4 separate regions of the Mus musculus genome follow, and regions 1, 2 and 4 are each linked to region 3. A link is a loop called in an ENCODE intact Hi-C map of the cell type or tissue named here. Cell type or tissue: left cerebral cortex. All regions are shown on one strand. Region 1 holds the start of Rbm46 (RNA binding motif protein 46). Region 2 has its middle 3.2 kb from the start of Map9. Region 3 holds the start of Plrg1 (pleiotropic regulator 1). Region 4 overlaps Gm30097 (a long non-coding RNA gene).

Evidence for each region. Peaks named below come from ENCODE experiments on the same cell type or tissue, not always from the same donor. Only the 100,000 strongest peaks of a DNase experiment are listed, where the experiment ranks them.
Region 1: it touches region 3 in a loop (11-fold over the local background); 15 of 42 quality-filtered maps call a loop at or near these places.
Region 2: a loop joins it to region 3, with 5 times the contacts of the local background. A loop is called at or near these places in 19 of 42 quality-filtered maps.
Region 4: a loop joins it to region 3, with 9 times the contacts of the local background. A loop is called at or near these places in 31 of 42 quality-filtered maps.

Annotation. Positions count from the first base shown.
Region 1 is chr3:82,874,993-82,879,992 of GRCm38, forward strand. It overlaps Rbm46 (RNA binding motif protein 46), which reads right to left and starts at 1,491. Exons shown (of 6, transcript NM_001277170.1): 1 at 1,316-1,491. Rbm46os (RNA binding motif protein 46, opposite strand) reads left to right here and starts at 1,713. Exons shown (of 4, transcript NR_040382.1): 1 at 1,713-1,766; 2 at 3,705-3,834. In left cerebral cortex, a CTCF peak has its summit at 2,435 (motif pointing right); DNase peaks (open chromatin) are centred at 1,589 and 2,468; H3K4me3 peaks cover 354 bases.
Region 2 is chr3:82,352,399-82,357,398 of GRCm38, forward strand. No RefSeq gene overlaps it. Among named protein-coding and RNA genes, the nearest start is that of Map9, 3.2 kb to the right of the region's middle. In left cerebral cortex, no CTCF peak of the experiment used is centred here; DNase peaks (open chromatin) are centred at 2,914 and 3,094; H3K4me3 peaks cover 128 bases; H3K27ac peaks cover 1,342 bases.
Region 3 is chr3:83,051,096-83,056,095 of GRCm38, forward strand. Plrg1 (pleiotropic regulator 1) reads left to right here and starts at 4,443. Exons shown (of 15, transcript NM_016784.3): 1 at 4,443-4,559. The coding sequence starts at 4,551. In left cerebral cortex, CTCF peaks have their summits at 2,823 (motif pointing left) and 4,385; DNase peaks (open chromatin) are centred at 1,741, 2,872, 4,347 and 4,774; H3K4me3 peaks cover 1,285 bases; H3K27ac peaks cover 479 bases.
Region 4 is chr3:82,996,347-83,001,346 of GRCm38, forward strand. It overlaps Gm30097 (a long non-coding RNA gene), which reads right to left. Exons shown (of 5, transcript XR_375748.2): 2 at 881-983. Among named protein-coding and RNA genes, the nearest start is that of Fgg, 8.9 kb to the right of the region's middle. In left cerebral cortex, a CTCF peak has its summit at 2,853 (motif pointing right); a DNase peak (open chromatin) is centred at 2,872.

The DNA of each region.
Region 1 (5,000 bases), 180 kb before region 3:
ATGTGCTCTTTCAGTTTATGAGAGATACCTATAAATGCTTTCCTGACTAAAGACACTGTCATCTGTAGTGTCATTTGAAGTCTTATTAATTTGAACACAGAAATCACATTTCCCCTTATCTTTTTACCTTACCAACCAACAGATATTAAAGTTAACAGCATTAAAAATTTTTAATTTACACAAATTACTTATTTGCAATCCTTTCTTAACTTCTGGTACCTCTTAAGTTTTCCACCAATGAAAACAATACCACTGAACGCTTAAAGCGTAACTTCACCCATACACAGTTGAATATATATTCTTGGTTTTAATATTTCTTACTTTATAAGGATGTTTGCACCTTACATGAGCTGTTTTATAATTTTGGCATTAATATTTTAAAGTCCAAGACTCTTATATGAAAATTAGCACTTAAAACATGGCCACACGCAGGAAATAAGGCATTAGTTGGTTATTTGGCAAATACAGTGCTAACAAGATCCGAATGTCCTCAGTGGCACAGTTAGTGATTGAGACAATATTTTAAACAGGTATACTTAAAAACAAATCTACCTATCACAGCGCTAAGGTTGATTCTTATGACTACAAAGGAAGTTTCTGAAGCATCTCATTGCCCTAATCCCTTGAAATGAAAACTGCTAGTTATTTAAATTAGCCTATTTCCACATGCATATTCATAAATGATGGGCTGTTACCACCTTGATGCTACCTATAGTGCTTCCTGGTTTTAACCTAATTCTAGAAGGCTAAATGAGGTGCTTTTTCTGAGTCCCCTGGGGTCCCCTTCTCATAAATTCACCAGGAAGCCAGTCCACCAGCATCCACCGGGCCCCTGGACCGGCTCCGTGGTCCTCCCTCACCCCAGGCTGCACTAAGAGTGTTATCCGGCCCGTCGGGCAGTTGGCTCCCGACAACCACTCACGCAGATCCCCTAGGCAGCCCGGCCGCTTCCCAGTCGGGGCGGCGGAAAGTTCGAGGCCCGGCCCCCGCTAGGAACTCTGGGCGGCGCGGCGAGCGGACACAACGGCGACGGGAGGCCAGCGAGGTCGGGAAGCAGCGGCCAGGACCCCGAGGTCCCGGAGCTTCTGCCGACTGGGCAGCCGCGCAGGGAGCCCGAGACCCGAGAGCCGCTGTCGACGGGGCGGCCGCGCAGGGAGCCCGAGACCCCGGAGCCGCTGTCGACGGGGCGGCCGCGCAGGCCAGCCCGCGGACACCGCCCGACGGTGGCGCCCCGGACCCCGCACGAGGGCACCCCCGACTGCGGCCGTTGGCAGCGGTTTGCCGGTCACCCCCGCAGCTCCCATTCCCGCCTCACCCCGTCGGGTCTTCAGAGGCCAGACCTAAAAATCCCTGGACCAACGAGCACAAACCGCCGCCAGAGCTTCGGATCGGCGCTGCGGGCGGAAGCGGTGGTCAGAGGAGTCGCCGCGGGGCCGGACGGGGCAGGGCGTGGCCAGTGGCGCTCGTGCTGTCCTCGCGCCTCGGGGCCACGGGCTCTTCGCCTCAGCCTAGCGTGCCTCACGTGGAGTGGCCCCACCTCGACCAATCAGCGGCCGCCGGTGGGGGCGAGGAGGCGGGACTGAGGCTTGAGGCCGGAGGAGGCACTTGCGACAGGCGAAAGGGACTTGGAGTGGCACGCTCGCTGGCCAATCAGGAGGAGAAAAGCCAGTCTGGGCGAGTGAAGTTTGGCGCGTGGAAGACTTGAAGGCGTTACTAAACAAAAGTTACAAAGTGAACTTGCAGTGCTTCCCTTAAGGGAGATGTAGGTAGGTTGAGAAAGTTCTTTGTCTGGCTGGATGAAGTTTGCAAATCTTGATTGAACGCCTTGTTGGGTGCAAAACAGTCATGGGGACTTTTGTAAATGAGGATGGGAGGGGTGGCCCCTTAATTTCTGATTCCCCTTAAAACAGATATGATGAGACTGGGATCGTAAATAACGTTAACAGAGTTTTAGCCCTTTTATGTTTCTACGTGCCAAAAGCAGTTCCAGGGCATCTTCGTCCGTTCTCACAGGGTTTTTAAAACTAAGTTATAGCATGTTTTACAGACAGGGAAACCGACTCAAGAGAGCTGTGGGCGTTTACACAACGTGTGCATCAAGCGGCTTGTGATATGTTACTATCCCAAAAGGTGCCCCCCAAGGAGAACGCTATGCACAATACCTGGGAGGCGTTGGTAACTCGGAAAGCAGTTATTCCTAAACTCTGCTCTGCACAGTATTTTCCAAACAAGTTGAAAGCCTGAGCCACATCTAATACACTAGTTTGGCTTTGTTTTTAAAGATTTTTTTAACCTCAAAAACTACAAGAGGAAGGTTTGTTAAACATTGTTCGTTTGTTTTGTTTTGTCCAGGAAAGAAAGGTTCTTCACATTCATTTTCATGTCTGAATTTTACAGACTTGATTTTACAGACTAGCTGATTTTAAGCGTCGTTGTAGGAGCCTGTAGAAGCCAGTAGGTGGCGATATTTTATTGTGAGGTGTGAATGAGGTCTTGGAGGTAGCCTGGAGGACTACTTAACATTTCCAGTGTGTTCTCTTTTCACACCCCATCCCCAGTATAAAGGAAACCAAGTGAACAAGAGTTTCATAAAGGTCATTAGAGTGAGGCCTTAGAAACTTGCTTTAGAAAGACAATGTTAAAGACTCAAGTTACAGGGTACATCCTCTCCCTCAAAGTCTTAAAGAAACTGAGCAAATTTTATTAGCAGATGTATTTTTCATTGACTGCTATAAAAGATTTATGCCTTCTGCAACCAAAACATAAAGGAATAGCCTTTATTTCTTAAGTTTCCAAGAAGAGGGCATCTGAAACCTTTATGCTACGAGAATTCTTTAAGAATAGACTGCAAAATAGAAATTTTTAGATGCTTTATGGGGAAAGATGACCCAAATGAAGAAAGATGTGAAATGCAGGTGTTCTTTTGTCTGAAAAGAAGCCAGAATTGGGATAAGCCTTTGCTGATGGCGAAAACAGGAGAAAATCTATCAGCAGCTCAAAGGGAAATTATGCTGTCTGTGGGAATGGAAAGAAATGGTTAAACAGTGGAAGGGACCAGGAGAAAAGGTTCAGCATTTAAGAACCAACCCTGGCTGTTCTTCCAGAGGAGCCACATTCAATCCCAATGGTTTTAACTGTCTGTAACTCTGCCTCTAGGAGATAGACCACCTCTGGCTTCTGTGGGCACATACCCACACGCACACACACACACACACAAACACACCTTTACATAGTTTAAAATTAATAAATATTCTTTAAAATGGAAAGGATGTATAAAATAATTGGTTAGAGTAGCTTGGATGTATATACGTCTATTTTCCCCTTATGAAATATAAGCTTCGGGATTATTTAGAGGTTAGGTTCATAAATGTCCTATAATATACAAACTTCCAAAGGTTAAAAAAAAAAAGTAATGGAAAGTCCTTATAAAACGTTTTCTTTCCAGTTTAGGCCTGATAGAAATAAAGGTGAATTTTCTACCCAAAGGTCAGTGTGTCGCTAGAGATTCCTCCATCCGTCTCTGGTCTTCATGGCAAAGATCGAAAAACGTGGCGACTGCCTGTGTGTTTCTAGAAGTCTTAGCCGTAGCATAGAACAGGATAGTAGCACAGGAAACAGCCCTGCTTTGCTGTGGTTACTCTTTAGTCAAGCGGATACCCTCTCAGAAGTGTGTGTTTTGTTTTGTTTTTACGATGGCGTTACAGTTACAATTCCAGCACACTGGCCCACTCTCTCTCTCTTGGTGGTGTGAGACTTTCTACAACAGAATGTCTAAATGCCATGAATGCCCCATCACTGAACCAGGAGCCATTATCAAGAGGACTCTAAGGGAAGGTAGGTGCTTCAGCAATGACTTTTCTGGTGACAGAAATGGGGTATCTTTATGTCCTGTCTGTATTGCCCTAGGATCGAGAACCTTGCTTTTATGTCAGCAAAACAGAAATCAAGATCTTTGTATGTAGATCAATGACAAGGAATCCAACCCATTGCCAGAGCCTCAGTAAACATCAGTACAAATTGGAGGGAGTTCTGATGAAGCCAGACTTCTCCGGTTTATACTAGTTACTAGTTACTATCAGGAACATGTTGCAAAGACTTCTCACTGTGATGGACAGAGGAAAGGGCCTTGGACCCAATATGCTGTTCAGAGTCATGCCTCCAGCTAGACTTCCTTTAGCTAGACTCACCTCCAACCACAGCTTTGCACTGCCACCTGGGACCAAACACTGTACAGATGAGCCCACTCATTCATACTCAAACCACAACAAGCTTCTATAATAAGCATTGTGGGGGGGGGGACCAAATCCTGATGTGCAGGAGGAACTATAAGCCTGAAACTGCTGCTCGGAAGATGGAGAGCTGCAGTCTCTAGATTAACCTACCGAGCACATCTTCATGGTCTGCTGACCAGCACAACACAGTAGAAACCTCAGGATCCTCGCTGGAAGTTAGGAACACCTACTTACATTCAAGAAACTGGAGTCTGACATCATTTGCCAATGGTTTCACCCAATCAGGATCCTCCTATTTTATCAGAAAGAATTCCCCCCAGGGAAGACCCAATAAAAGAGCCAGGAAACATGAAAAAATATGGTAGCACAATGTAACTAAATTATCAAGAAACACACAAAAATTAGTGGGTTGAATAAATAATTAAGAAACACCCAAACTTTTTTTCTCAGTAGATTTTACTCCTATAGAGCTAGAAATAATTTTTGATAATATCTCCCTTATTAGATAGTGGTATCATAGAAGAAAACCAAAATACAATGGCGGGTGTTCTAGGGATTTAAGTGGAACCAGCAGGCCCTCAGGATCAGCTTTCTAGCAAGACCCTGTGCTTTAGTAAACTACCCTTTGAACCCTGCCCCCACCCCCAAGAGTGCTGACATTTCCGCTGAGCCCAGACTGGCAGTTTTCTGAAACCCTGCTATTGAGCTCTGTGGACTTTCTTTACCAGGTTCTACTTGGGTTTTCCAGATGCTTGCGATAACACCCAG
Region 2 (5,000 bases), 700 kb before region 3:
CTTCAGGAACGAATCTCTGTCCCTCCTCACTCCTCGTTCCACGCTCGCCTGTAAGCTTCACTTTCTTCCTTGTCAAGTTAAGTGCTGGGGAATGTTTGACTCTTGGATGGGAGTCTGAAGGGAAAGCCTTGATTTATAGCACGCTGCTATTTGCCACGTTAAAATCCACCATAGCTGATTTAAAGCTGTCACCTTGATGTCACCGAAAGCCAAGTTGAAACTGGATGAGTATTCGGGACTCTCATGGGCTGGTGCAACTCCACTCTACCTCCCTGTGAAGCATGTGTTGCCCACCTGGACATGACCTGGCCCTGTGATCTCCCAATACATTTCCTTTCTCTTCAGCTGGCCAGTGGACAGTACTGGCCACTCACTCACTGGAAACCGTTCTTCTCTTCGGGTTCTCTCTCTTCCTGTAGCAGATGCTTGACTTGCTGTGCCACATACCACCTGTCTGCATCCCATCGATGTTTCCCAAGGGTTCCATTTCTTGCCCCATTCTGTGTTCCCTGTCCTTATTTTCTTGGGCTCACTCCCCTCCTGACATACGCCTTGACCCAGCACACTGCTGCTCCTCTTTGGCCTAGCACACACACCTTTAGGGGAATTTCAGTGTAACTATTTAGACTCTTTTTACCCTTTCTCATTCCACTCCCTCTGTCTGGATAGTTTGTTTGTGTCACATCTGCCCTAAGCTGAAGCCATAGCTTCCTGGGCAATGTTATTCTCCTGACTTGTTTCTTGGTTCTTCTTCTGTACTCTAGCTAGTCTCTCCTCTGATAGTTAAAATTACCGTTATTTAGTATGATACAATCTTAACTGCTTCCATTTCCCTAGAGACTAAAATTTTAAGTGCATGGTTCATAACTACACTTGCTTTCTCACTATGTGTAACATGCACGAACAGAAACTAAACCTGTTAATATAAGAACAGCCTATCTTCTACTTAGTTTTTCCATTATAAACACAGAATCTTGATTTAAGAATCATGTATATGAAAGTAACTTTGGCTTGGAAGTGACATAATTTCTTTTTTTTTCCCCCAGTAACTTATTTTTTTATTCACTTTATATCCCAGTCACAGCCCTTACAAATACTCTCCTCTATTATCCCCTCCTTATCTCCTCAGAGAAGGGAAAGCCCCCCTGAGTACCACCTCATCCTGAGACATCGAGTCCCAGCAGGACTAAGCTCATCCTCTCCCACTGAGGCCCAACCAGGCAGTCCAGCTAGGGAAATGGAATCCAGTGGCAGGCCAGAGAGCCAGAGACAGCCCCCACTCCAATTGTTAGGGAACCTACACGAAGACCAGGCTACATATTTGCTACAGGTGTGTAAGGGTCCTAGATCAAGCCTCTGTATGCTCTTTGGTTGGTGTTTCAGTCTCTGTGAGCACCCCCATGGGCCCAGATTAGTTGACTCTGTAGGTCTTCTTTCATGTCCTTGATCCCTCCAGGTCACTCAATCCCATCCCCTGCTCTTCCACAAGACTTCCCAAGCTCCACCTGATGTTTGGCTGTGGGTCTCTGCATCTGTTTCCATCCGATGCTGGATGAAGCCTCTCAGGAGACAGTTATGCTAGGCTTCTGCCTGCAAGCATAGCAGAGTGTCATTAATAGTGTCAGGGGCTGCTTCTCTCACATGGGATGGGTCTCAAGCTGGGGCAGTCATTGGTTGGCTGTTCCCTCAATCTCTGCTCCATCTTTAATCCCTGTGTATCTTGGAGGCAGGACAAATTTTAGGTCAAAGGTTTTGTATGTGGGTTGGTGTCCCCCTCCCTCCACTGGAAGTCCTGTGTGGCTATAGAAGATGTCCACTTCAGTCTCTGTATCCCCAACTGGTAGGAATCAAAGCTAGGGTCAACCCCATAGATGTCTTATGCTTTATAGACTCCTTGTGCTCCCATAGCATGTTAAAACACAGTTATTTACAAGCAATGCATATTTGCTCTCTACAGTTCACAGATTGAGACGCTGTGTAACTTCACTCCAGATCGAAACATTCCCTCATAGACAATAGGGAAAGGGTGCAGACTCACAGGACAATTACAACTCCTGAGGACTGCCCCTCCGCAATATTTATACAAGTAGCAAACAATGGTTGGGAGAGATGGAACCATTTGATGTAGCTTTGCACAAGTTATATAGGGAACTGTAATGATGCAGCTCTGGTATGCCACTGGTCATGCTGGAGTGGACTTGTTAGTGATGGATTTGCTGCAGTCATACATGCTTCTGTAAGTAAATCTAATAAGCTCTAGTTGGTTCAACAAACTAGAGACGGGGCAAGTAATGCCCTTGGTCTGTCATTGGTTTCATCTGCAATGGGTAGATGGGGCTGCAAGTCTGAAGGATATAAAGGAGAATTCATAAAAGCTGATCGAATCGCCTGGCTATGGTCCTGCGTCTCTCCAACCTCCGTTTTCACTATGGCCACATCTGGTACCCTGCACTTTTGTGAAGATTCCTGTGGTTATGTTGGTTTCTCCAAAATCATAGGGGATATTTCCTACATACTGTAAAAATCAATCTAATTAAAAACAAATAAAGCAATATATTTTACAGGTGTTAGGAATTAGCTCTGGTGGCAGGGCTATCCACTTAGACTGTTAGTTAAGAGCACCAGTTCTACATTAGCCTAACTGGGTCCAGTTTTTCTCTGTTCATTAATAACTGAAATAAATATACTGAGAAAAACTAAGTTTGCTTTATTTTCTCACCTATAAAATGTGAATATACAAAAAGGAGATATTTCACAAAGGTAGATAAAGTTTAAAATAAATAATTACTAAAGCAGAAAGAATTATAGTGGGCCCAATAGAGTTAGCAAATGTTCTAGTATCCACTCAGACCACGTTTCTAACAAGAACAGCATCTGTAGTGACTACTGACTTAGCACATAAACCTAATGACAAAGACAGTTTGCTCAAAGTGAGTTCCATTTTACAATAAAGAATCATGTTTCTCTTGCTGTATAAAACATATCTTTATGTAACATGCAAAAGTACATAGTTATATTTATCAACTTGCTTTTCTCAAAACAGAGAGATTCTCCAAAATTAAAAAAGGACTTGTTTAGTAACAGCAGAACATTGTGATCTGAACATGTAAATTATGGACGCATGAAAGGACCTTGGAGAACAGGACCCAAATGGGGTATTTTGAAACAATAATCTTCAGTCTCTGGTTAATAAAAAGTGGGATGTCATTTCCAGTCTGAACAGATAGGTGCTGGCCGCAGATGTCTTGCAGAAGTACTTCTGGTCTGGGTGACATCTGAAGCAGAGGGTTATGGCCATCTTTAGTGGTATCAGTCAACCATGCAGACACCTTCTTTCACAACATCAAAGCATTGTTTGCTTTTTGTTTGTTTTGTCTTTTTGACACAGGGTTTCTTTGTGTAGCCCTGGCTGTCCTGGAACTCACTCTGTAGACCCGGCTGGCCTCAAACTCAGAAATCTGCCTGCCTCTGCCTCCCAAGTGCTGGGATTAAAGGCGTGCATCACCACTGCCTGGCTCATTATTTGCTTTTAAGTTTAAGGTTGACCAAAGTGACTCCATTTTAATTTTGATAATGTTGATATTTCTTTCAAATAGTGATGTTAAGTTTTTCCCACATACAGAAAAAAATACACTTAAGTCACCACAGATCACTACAATGAGGTGGCTTTCCTTGTGACTCTGATGTTCCCCTTTGTGAGTCTCTCCCTGGCCACAGTGCCTTCCCCCCACAATTCTGCAACTTGTATCTGAACTCAGCCTTCAACCTGCAAGAGCTGTGGGGACTCATGTCTTACAGCATACCATCCAGTGCCCATAGACTGCTCCCATGATGATTGTGAGCACAGACCCTTGTTCCTTTAAACAATTTTTTCTGATCTCTAACCTGTACCACAAGCCACAGAACAACTAACTTTGTGCTAAGCGAGGATTAGGAACTGCTGAATAAAAGTCACATCTCAATTTCTTTGTGATATGAAAAGGGGTCTTCGTCTACCCTATATCCTGCCCAAACACATGCAGGCATGCACAGGTGCTCATGCAGGTGCACACATGCACACACACAAAGACACACACACACCAAAACCAAAAGGCAACCTGAAGAATCACTGACAGTAAATTATCTTGAGCACTAACTAAAAGCAGTTCCTGTGCTGAGCCACTCAAAACCATGGTTAGGTGGGTCCATATACTGGACTTCAGGTCCAGCCTTCTCTCCCATACTTAGTACTCAACTCAAACTCACATGTGTAACAACTGAATTGCTGCTAGAAAGAATTCTCTTTAGAGCCTCTCACTTTGTGCTTGTGGCAAACAACCATCCGAAACCCATTCCCATTGTGTGCAACCCGGCCCTATTGGTAGCTGGGAACTCAGTGTTCTCTATCATTGATGTTGTTGTAAGTTTATTTTTGTAAGTCATGCCTACATTAAAGTTATATCAGTTAAATGAATACCAAATGAATAGAGCCCTTACACATTATCTAAAAATTAGTTCTTCCCATTTGGGTACCCGCCGTGGGTACAGGGCCTTTATCAGAATCATAGATGTTAATAAAATGTAGGATAGAAAAGCTAACAGTAACTGGTGAAAATAGAAAATCTTTTCCTTATGCAGATATTCACTTAAAAATAGTTAAAAACAACATAATTAGCCAAAACAAATTTACCAACCAAGAACAAGTTGAAAAACTTAAACTAGGCTTTTTAAAGGAGTTATTGCAAATATTACTTAGAAACCTTTTTCTCACTGAACTTCATATTTGTTTTTGTGTATTTAAAGATCTATTTGTCAGGGTTATTTTTTAAAAGAAACATTGTGGAGATACAGAAACAAGTTTAGTCACTTGTTAATGAATTGATTTCGACATACCTTTTTCAAGTTAAAAATAGATGAAGTCTGTGTAACTTTAAAAGTTTAAGTGTTTTGTGTATTAATAAATTATTAAATGGCAAAGATAGTGATACTGTCAGCAGTACTTTTTCCAGCCTTCTCCCCTG
Region 3 (5,000 bases):
ACCTAGAGTGTCCAAACAAAGGCTGACCTTAGATACAGGAAAACAATGACTTCTTTCCAAACTTATGCTTCATTTGTCAGGGTGAATAGCATACACAGAGTTTCTTTATTTTTCCTTAGAGAAATATATAATCTGACAGTAAAAGTAAGTAAGATATGAGGATATACCTTCAAAATATAATTGATTTTTAAAAAACCAACTCTTCCTAATGATCTGGGCAGGATTTCATCACTGTGACATTTAAACTGTTGCTGATGTTAAAAGAACTATGTTGAAGAAGTTCAATAATTTTTTGAGATGTATGGTCTTACTAAATTTCCAGTCTCTGACAGGTCATCTCCTAGTGAGAGTGCATTGTGTAAGTCTGTGTGTTTTTAGTGTCTCTGCATACATAAGGCAGATCTTGTTCAACATGCAAGTTCCTTCAGCCACCTCTTCAAGCTGCTTGGACTGGCATTCTGAGCTTTAACAGTCATTCCCCACACAGTGCCTGTGGGCCTCCAAAAGGACAGATGATGTGGGAGGAGCTGGGAATACACTTAGGAACAAGGCATTCAAATCATTAATCACGGATTAAACATGTGAACTGACCCTCATGGATATGTGCCTAGCCAATGTTCATTTAGCCTATTTAATTCTTAAAACAACTACTTTGTACAGATGATAGAGCTGAGGATCAGAGGTTAACTACTTACAGGCACAGAGGTGGCAAATGCTGGTACCAGACTTGAGCAAGTCCAACTCAACAGGCCGTGTTTTGTGCCCACTAAACTATGGTGCCCAATGGAATGCATGTGCGAGCTATAGAATTTTACGTGTACTTTCTGTTTGCTGTTGCTGCTGTTTGGGACTAGCTCATCTATGGTTATTACAGTGTCTCTGGTAGGCACCCTCATTTTTGCTTATTCATTTCTTTCATTCATAGTTTTCAACCAGGTATATAGGATATACGTGGATGTTCATAGCCATGTGACAGATGTAGGTGATAGCTTGTAACTTTTAGTTTTGTAATCTCTAGAGTTATAGCCATTTAAACAGCACTCTGAGTTGTCTAATGGCCCCAAGCAGACGATTCCATCCAAGGAGAAGAAACATACTGAAATACTTAAGTGCTTTTACACTCCGCTGTCATTGGTGGAGAGCAAAGGGAGTGCTGTTTGCTAAGTCAATAGTGCAGTGTTCCTCACACTGGGTGATCTTCTTTTGTAAGTCAAGGGCAGTCAATCGGTGACAGAGAAAACAGATGACCCATCTTGCCCAACTGCTTCCTGGCACCAAAGACAAAGGCGTGCGACACACCCACCCCCACCCCAAGTTTTCAAGACACTTCTTGTGACTGTTTTTCAGTTCATGTGAGGCCTAGACTACACTGCACAAGGCAATTTGAACTAGGCAGCCATTTTGAGTTCCTCCTTTGTGCCAGGCGGGATAGTTCGGTGAACAAAGGAGACGAGGGCCATGAGTTTATGGGGAAAGACAGGAAATAGAAGTTAGCCACAGCAACCCGTGCTGAACGGTACAGAGTGAGAGGAGGCTTTTGCTTCGTGACTTGGGTACCAACCTTCGGAGGGAAATGGACATTAAAATGAAAAGGGCTTCTGAACTTGCAACTAGGGGCTGAGTAGCAATGAGTGCTTGCATCGCACACCTTGCACCTGGCGTATTTCAAATGTATCCGTTGAGTGAGTTTATAAGTATATGCATGGATAAACAGATAAGACCTATCAGTGACTCTGCTTGTTTACTCGGGCATGCGATTGCAAACGTTACAGTCATTAGTCTTTTTAGCATGCTTCTCTTAACTACAACTGAAGAGTAAGAGTTGAAGGCCAAGCTGAACTTCTGGCACAAACATCAGAACAGCGTGGCGGTAGGAGAAGGTCTGTGGCAGGCATAAAGAGTAGGAGGTCGCTGGGCGGTGGTGGAGCATGCCTTTAATCCCAGCACTTGGGAGGCAGAGGCAGGCAGATTTCTGGGTTCGAGGCCAGCCTGGTCTACAGAGTGAGTTCCAGGACAGCCAGGGCTACACAGAGAAACCCTGTCTCAGAAAACAAAACAAAAACCACAAAAAACAAAAAACGAAAGAGTAGGAGGTCGCTGTCTCTGCTGACAGCTTCCTTTGTTGATCCCTCTGCTGATCCTTGTGTGTAGCTGATAAGGAGCCATGGGGGCAGGGACAAGAGGACATTCTCTCATCTGACCAGATACGGATCATAGGAGCGATAGCAAGAAAAGGCTGCTTCTCTGCTTCTGTTGAGACCAACCACCACAAGCTTTAGGGATGTCTTTGGAGTTCAGGACTGGTTCTACAGTGGTCCTGTCAGTATGCTGGACGCGACAGGTGACCAAGAGTGGGTATGCTAGCCCTACCTCCTGCTAGTCCTATCAGAGTCTCTTAAGCAGATTGGAATCTGTAAAGGAAGTAAGCGGAGAATCAGATCCACTGACTTGGTTTCTCATTCACAGCAGCATTGCAGAGGGAAGACTCAGCTACTGCAGTCTCTGCTTAGACTTTCGACTCTTCAGTTAAACCTGTCAGGCCTTCTGCTTGTCCCAGTTGTACCAGGCCACATTCTACCTCACTGATCATTGCTCAACAGGCAAGGTACACTAATTGAAGGAGATTGAAAGGATTTGTATTACTGAATGAAAAAAAAACAGCTTTGTTAATGAAAAAACGGCTTTCCTTAAAATCTGCACGATTGTTTTCACACATACAAACGCAGCATTCATATTTATATTCGTAAATAATTTGTCATGTTTGCTTAAAGAAAGTGTCCTCTGCACACTTATGAAGAGCCATAGTGACCTCTACTGTCCAGAAAAGGCAGCTCGCAAGGTTAGCCAGAGCAGGTTTTTGCTTACTTTTAAAGACACGTACATCTTATTCTTTTCGTTTGTTTTGGTTTTATTCTCTGTGTAGTTCTGGCCCTGGCTATCCTGGAACTCAGAGATCCGACTGCCTCTGCCTCCTCAGTACTGGGATTAAAGGCGTGCGCCAACACCTCTGAACTGGGACTCCTAACCAGCCAAAGATCCTGGATCCCTTCAAATACAAGAAAATAGGAGGGAGGCCATAGCAAACAGAAAAACCCAGGTTCCTATATGAACAGGAGATCTGTGTATGATATGTGTGATTTATGGGTCTCATGACTAGATAATAGGATCACCCAAGCTATTCATTTAAGAAGGAAATTTTCACACGGGTGGCTTAATTCAAGAGCTGTAAGAAGAGTAAAACCTAGTGTGGTTTACCTCAGTAGACTGCCCTTATGAGCCTTGCATAAGCTGTGTTCAGGATGACTAAGGTATCTCACAAGTTTAATGAGAGTTGTCTAGTAGTTATATTAACATAGATACATTAAGGTCTTTCTTACATTTCCTTAGTGTTTTGTGATTTAAAATGTTCTTTTCTATGGCTATTACTATTTCCTTGCAACGTGCACAAACATTAGCCACTTTTACAGAAAATAAGATCCTTTGGCTAAACTCACATTCACATTTAGAAATGACTACTTGCGGGCTACAAAGATGGCGCTGACGTTAAGGCTCAAAACTAAAAAGACTAGAAATGTCCATTTTCAGGTTAAAAACACGACCTTCATGTTTTTAATGAATTAAAATATAAATCGAGCGAGAGCATTGCTGTATCGGCGCTACGTTTCATCCTTCTCAAAGTATTCGCAGTATTCTGAGGACGGTATCCGTGAACTTAACCACAGTTCAGGAAGACGCACAATCTGTGAAAACGCCTTAAGATCGCAAATAGCAACTACATCAATACAGAAAACATTTGAAAACGATCGATCATATAAGCCACAGATTTATTTTTAACCTGGGTAAATCACAAAACCTCAACACTTTAGCGTCAAGCCAAATAAAATAAAACCAACTTAAGTTCTCAACCTTTTTTTTTTTTTTTTTTTAATTGCTTGTTTAAGCTGGACAGTGGTGGCGGCGCACGCCTTTAATCTCTGCACTTGGGAGGCAGAAGCAGGAGGATTTCTGAGTTCGAGGCCAGCCTGGTCTACAGAGTGAGTTCCAGGACAGCCAGGGCTACATAGAGAAACCCTGTCTCGAAAAAAAGAAAAGAAACGAAAAAGTTGCTTGCTTAAAACCTCCAAGTAAGGAGCACCAAGCTTCTGGAAGCAGGTACCGCCCCTAAACGTTAAGGCTGGCGCGCTCCCTTAGCTCCGGCTGAAATCTCCGCCCTCAGGCAGGAGACTCCGCCCAGCTCCGCCGAGACCCGCCCTTCTGCCTGGAGACATCGTTCGTCCCCGCCCAAACCCCGCCCCAGTCCCGCCCAGCGGCTGCCGAAGTCCCGCTCTCCTCCAAGAGGCTCCGCGCAACTCCGCCTAGCTTCCGCCCTCCACCGCTAGACTCCGCCCCTCGACCCCTGCGCGGCGGGTTGCCAATACGCATGTGCGGTTAGCGTCACGTCCGGCGACGGGCCCCAATCTCCGGAAAGAGCTGCCGAATAGTGGCGGCGTTTTCTGCGGCGATTATTTGAGTTCCTTCGCTGCTGGAGGGGTAGACTAAACGGCGGCGACATGGTGGAGGTAAAGTGATGCTTGGGTACTTGGGAGTCGTTTGTCCCTGGAGCTTTGCTTTGCCCACGGAAGTGTAGGATGAAAGTGGTGGGAATCTGGGGAAAGGAACTGTAGTCAAAGCTGGTGGTCTCGGCACGTCGGGGTGGGAGGAAGGCCGATGACATCCCAAGTCCGAGCTTCAGTCGGCGGGAAGCCTGAGGGAATCCTGCAGTCCGTGTGTTGTCGTAGGTACCTGGCCGTCTCCTGGGAGGCGGGGCTTCTGATGTTCCCACCGTGGCTGGGATGCTAGTCCGTGCTGTCTTGTCAGTTCCACTGTTATTTCATCTCTACCGCAGTAGAGGCGTGCGGTTCTTGATTTTGTTTGTTTGTTTGTTCTTGCGTATCCCAAACGTTTCTTACTCCCACCCACTGCGTTCCAGGTCCACTGCAGTCCTCCGAGTCTAGCCTAAC
Region 4 (5,000 bases), 55 kb before region 3:
AATTATCTGAGCTTACAGTTGAGGGACATGGGGGAGAGGTGTGTGTCTCAAAGCCTTCCAGATGGGAGTTAACCTATAAAGCTGGCATTGAAACCAGGCAGTCTAGCCCAGTGTTCATGCTAAATAGCCCCCATTCGCCATTAGCTAAACGCACCTCTGATTTGGTTGAAGTGTCTCAACAAACCTAGAGAGCAGGCACTACTCTCTTCATTTTAAAGACGAAGAAACAAGAGTAGAGGTTATTCCAGGCCACAGAGCTCTTAAGTGGAACTGGAGGGAAGAAAAGAAAAAAGGAAAGAGGCCTGACCTTAGATAACCATTCACTCTCCAATGAGAAAAAGCTTTCCAGTACGGAGACTTGCATCCCACCACCCCATGCATTTTAAGCCCTGCTGATGCATCAGTAGCTTTTATTTTGACACCAGATCTCACTAAGTTGCTTGAGTGGGCTTTAAACTCAGGCAGTCCTTGAACTTTTATTGTTCTCCTCCCCCAGTCTCCCAAGTAGCCTGAGGGCGAGCCCTTCCTAACACTGACCTTCAAACACTGACCCTGTGAGCTTCCAGGTTAGACCCACATTGTCCCTCCTTGCCCCTAATTGCCCCTTTGAGTACACACACACACACACACACACACACACACACACACACACACACACACACACACTTAGGATTGGCCATTTGGCCCACGGCTAGGATGACATGGCCCTAAAGTACTCATCCTCAGAGTCATCCTTCTTGTGCCTTTCAGGACACCCTGGGAATGGAAGTCCAGGGACACAGGTGGCCTCAAATCCTCTGTGTGCCTCTTCGGGAAACAGTGCTGCTCTGTGGAAAGGAAGCACAAGCAGGGCCATGACCACACAAACTGCTCAGGTTACCTTCTTTATGACTGCCTCTGCTTTCTCCTGCGTTCTCTTGCGTGAGGTGAGGCCTCTCTTGTATGATGGTGCAAGTCTCTAGAGGCTCTTGAGGAGTGGAATCCTGATTTAAAATAAAAATGTTTTTGAAAGAAGCTGTCATCGGTGGGCTTAATGGGGCAGCATTTGACAAGATTGCACGGTGGGGTGGGGCGAGCATCCTGGGAGCAACAGGATTTTAAAGGGAGAAGAGAGAGACACTGTGCACTGCTCTTCGGCCATCAGACTGCAGAGAATGTGGATCTCCACGAATTTAAATTTCCTTCAAGGATTCCATGTTGGGAAGAGGAAAGGGCTACAACCTTGGTGCTAGCCACAGAAAAGGATTTGTCTCCTGGAAAGAGACCTCACACAGTTCTCGCAACTTGTCTGACTACCTTGCAGGAGAAAACAGAGCTGAACAGATGATAGTGGGCCGAGCCACAGCCTGGCCAGGACTGCTTAGGGACGCATGCGCCTCTCCTTCTCATTAAACATAAGCCTCATGTTTATGTCGCTGCACCCCAGGGATGTCACTGGACCCCAGGGATGTCAGGACCCCAGTGTGGGAAGCCCCAAACGCCATTACAAGATGGCGCTGGTTTCAATAAGCCAACACCCATGAATATGGGTAAACAACCAATGTGCGCATGTGCATAAGAGTTTTTTGCCGAGTCACTGCCTGGCCCGAGGCATATTAATGAGGTACTGGTAGCATAACCAATCAGGTATGGACACGTCACTCCTAGGCCTATATTAGCAGCGCCATTTCTGGGGCTCAGGGTCTTTCGCCTACGCAGTCCATGCTCTCCCAATAAACGTGTTGCAGAAAGATCCTGTTGTGGCGTCTTACTTGCTGGCAAGTTGGGCGTCCCACACCCCAGGATGTCACTGGACCTTAGAGATGTCAGAACCCCAGGGATGTCAGGACCCCAGGGATGTCACTGGACCCCAGGGATGTCACTGGACCCCAGGGATGTCAGGACCCCAGGGATGTCACTGGACCCCAGGGATGTCAGGACCCCAGGGATGTCACTGGACCCCAGGGATGTCAGGACCCCAGGGATGTCACTGGACTGCTCATTGGTTCTTCTCCCCATATAGTCACTCAGTCATCTCTTTCTGATTTGTACTCTATTCCATCTTAACAGTCCTATTGAGAACTTGTGGCTGAGACTAGCCTGTTCGGGCTCCCAATGCCCAGACTCTGATTCTAACATCTCTGGTAACAGGCGAATCCATACAGTATGGGACCTTCAAGACTATTGGCCATTTGGGTATGAAACACTACCAAGAAGGAGAGGAGAGCAAAGAGCTCTGGGAGAAGGGAAACTGAAGGGGGCATTAATATTTAGATGATGTCCTTCATCAGCCCATCAGGTGGCTCTGTGTCAGTGAACATGAAACAGCTGAAGCTGAATGAGGTCTTATCCTTGGCCAGCAGATATTGGGTGTATTTTTCTGTACGTGAAGCAAGTGGGTTTTACACGGCTAAAAATATGCTCATTTGGAATGTGTTCCAAACAACTGGATTCGTAAAAACATGACTCTACTGTCAGCAAGCTTTTGGATTGAGGGTGCCAGCTTCTTGGGGGAAAATCAATAGTGAAAAAGCTGACATAAATGGGGGTTCTTGCACTTTTACACACCTGCTAACAATAGCTGGACAGACCTTCAACTGCACAGTGAATCTGTGACTCCATCAGGGCCAGTTTGACACCCTAGTCTCTCCCACGCATAAGTATATCAAAATTCTGATTTAAAGGCCATGCCATGATATCTACCGCTCCATCTCATGACCTAATGTAAATAGAGAAATATTACATTCATACAAGAATTCATACGCATACAAAAAGAACAAAGAGAAGATTCCTTAATCTGTAACAATCTATGCAGCAGGTTGGGTGTAGGAAGGTGACATTTGTAGCTAGTGTTCAAAATCACTCCACCAGAAGGTGGCAGTATAGCATTAAATATTAGACTGTCTGCCATAGGTCTTACACGTTCTTGGTATTCTGATCACTAAGTCTAATAAGCCTGTGCAACCCTAGAGGTCTGGAATGACATGTGCTAGACAATCCGTCCGCAATTCTGCACAGTACATTCTTCCATGCTGCTCAGAAATTCGGATGAAGAGATTCACTTCACAGAGTACATTAACTTGCAAAACCTTGGTGGCCTCCCCATCTCTGACTCCACAGAAGCTGAAATACTGAAAACGACTAATCCATTCTGTGTTATGAAATATTATTATTATTTTGTGGGGCTGACAGTCTTTACATCAGCAAGGAATTGAGGCAGGAGCCAGCCATTGTTTCTTTTTCTAATTGGTTGGCGGTGTTTGTTTTGCATGCTGGGGACTGAGCTGGTGGGCTACGGAGGGTACAGGACCCACACATCCTCTACCAATGAGCTACGCTCCCAGCCCTATTTAAGCTCTCCAGTTCAGATCTGACTTCTGCTCTTGGGCTCTTTTATGTTTTCACATCTCAGAAGCCGGCCTTACCCCCATCAACTCACGGGCTGCTCATTCTCAAAATCCCCTTGTTGCTAGCATTAGTAGGGTCAGAATCTGGACCCTAAACTGAGCCCGGGTCAGAACTTGCCTGGTGGTTTTGGCCTACCCCCTCATAGGGCAAAAGAGGGCAGGGGAGCAGCCTGAGGCTCAGCTCCAAGTCAGTAGGGGAGTGTGTGAATCAACCTCTTGGAAGGCCGTGGCCTGAGCTTTAAGTGGGCCCAAGTGAATGAGAAGGGCTGCAGTAAAGGAGCGGAGGCCGACTCCACCAGGGACTGGATTAGGTGAAGATCGAAGGCAGACTCCACCAGGGACTGGGTTAGGTGAAGATCAGCCCGCTTTCTCTACCGTTCAGGCTCTCTCTAACCACACACTTAAAGCCATCTGCCTAGGTTGGTGCTAAAGCTCCACAGTACCATGCTATAAATTCCTTTGCTTGCCACGCCTAGAATGTTCATTCAGCTTGATTCTGCTCACTATTATAGAGAGTCGTTCATTCCAAGCAAGCAGATACAGCCCAGAGGCCAGTGTGTAGCCTTCTCACCTTTTATTTTCATACAGCAAATCAAGGGAACAGGATAACAGCAGCTCCTGAATATTTATTTGCTTGTTTGTTTATTAGCGTGGCGGCCTTCTAGGGCTCCAGAGGCTTGTTTTATGGGCACCAGTCTATTGGGGTTTGTTTTAAAATGTTACAGTTTCTCTTTGCCTTTTTGAAAAATAAGCACATAACGTCCCTTTCAGTCAAAAAGTTTCAGTGCATGCCTCTATCTGCTCTGTGTCAGGATAGCTAGGGGACAGATAGAAGAGACACGAGAATAGGTGTGCTCCCACCCCCACTCTCACCCTGGCTCTTCTTGTCCTCCTGGCTGACACCCAGGAGTTTCACCAGAACTGACCAGACCTCCCTGTCTCCACTTTTCTGAGAAACATTGCAAGCGTGATTGTCAAAAGACCATGCCTCAAGTCTACCCTCTTTGTGACCTACTTTCAAAGGAAGGCTTTCTTTGCTCAACGTGTTCAGCACGGTTAGTGTTCCCTGCACCCGCTGGAGCCCTGCACGATCCGCCACGAACCAGAACTCACCGTTCAGGAAAAGTCAACGTGGTAGCAGATACTTTCCTTAACATCTTGACCTGGTTGTAGATTAAGTCATTTCAAACCCCGGCACCACACGCAGACTCACTGCTGAGTGCTTACTACCTGTGAGCCTCTCTTCCCATGCAACTTTCTTTGTACTTAATCAACAGACCTGCTTAATTTGGTTCACTCTGACTCTTCCAAAAATGCTTCTCTACGTCAGACCCAGATGCCCAGGTTCTGGGGTGGCTCCCTGGGCTACACTGCCAGCAATGTCAGGTTGTGTCTCTGCATCTGGTGACATCGGGATGCCACTTGTATGGGAGCCACCTTCTGGGTAACTGTGGACAGATTTTCTGGGGACAGTTGTTTTTCAAGCTAATATAAGTTGTCTTTCCTTTCTTTGACTCGTCCTGGAAACAGATTCATGTTCATTTTCTCTGCCCCAAACTGCATTTAATGGTTTGTGCATGTCATAGTAACATCTAATAGTAATGGCTCAGTGCT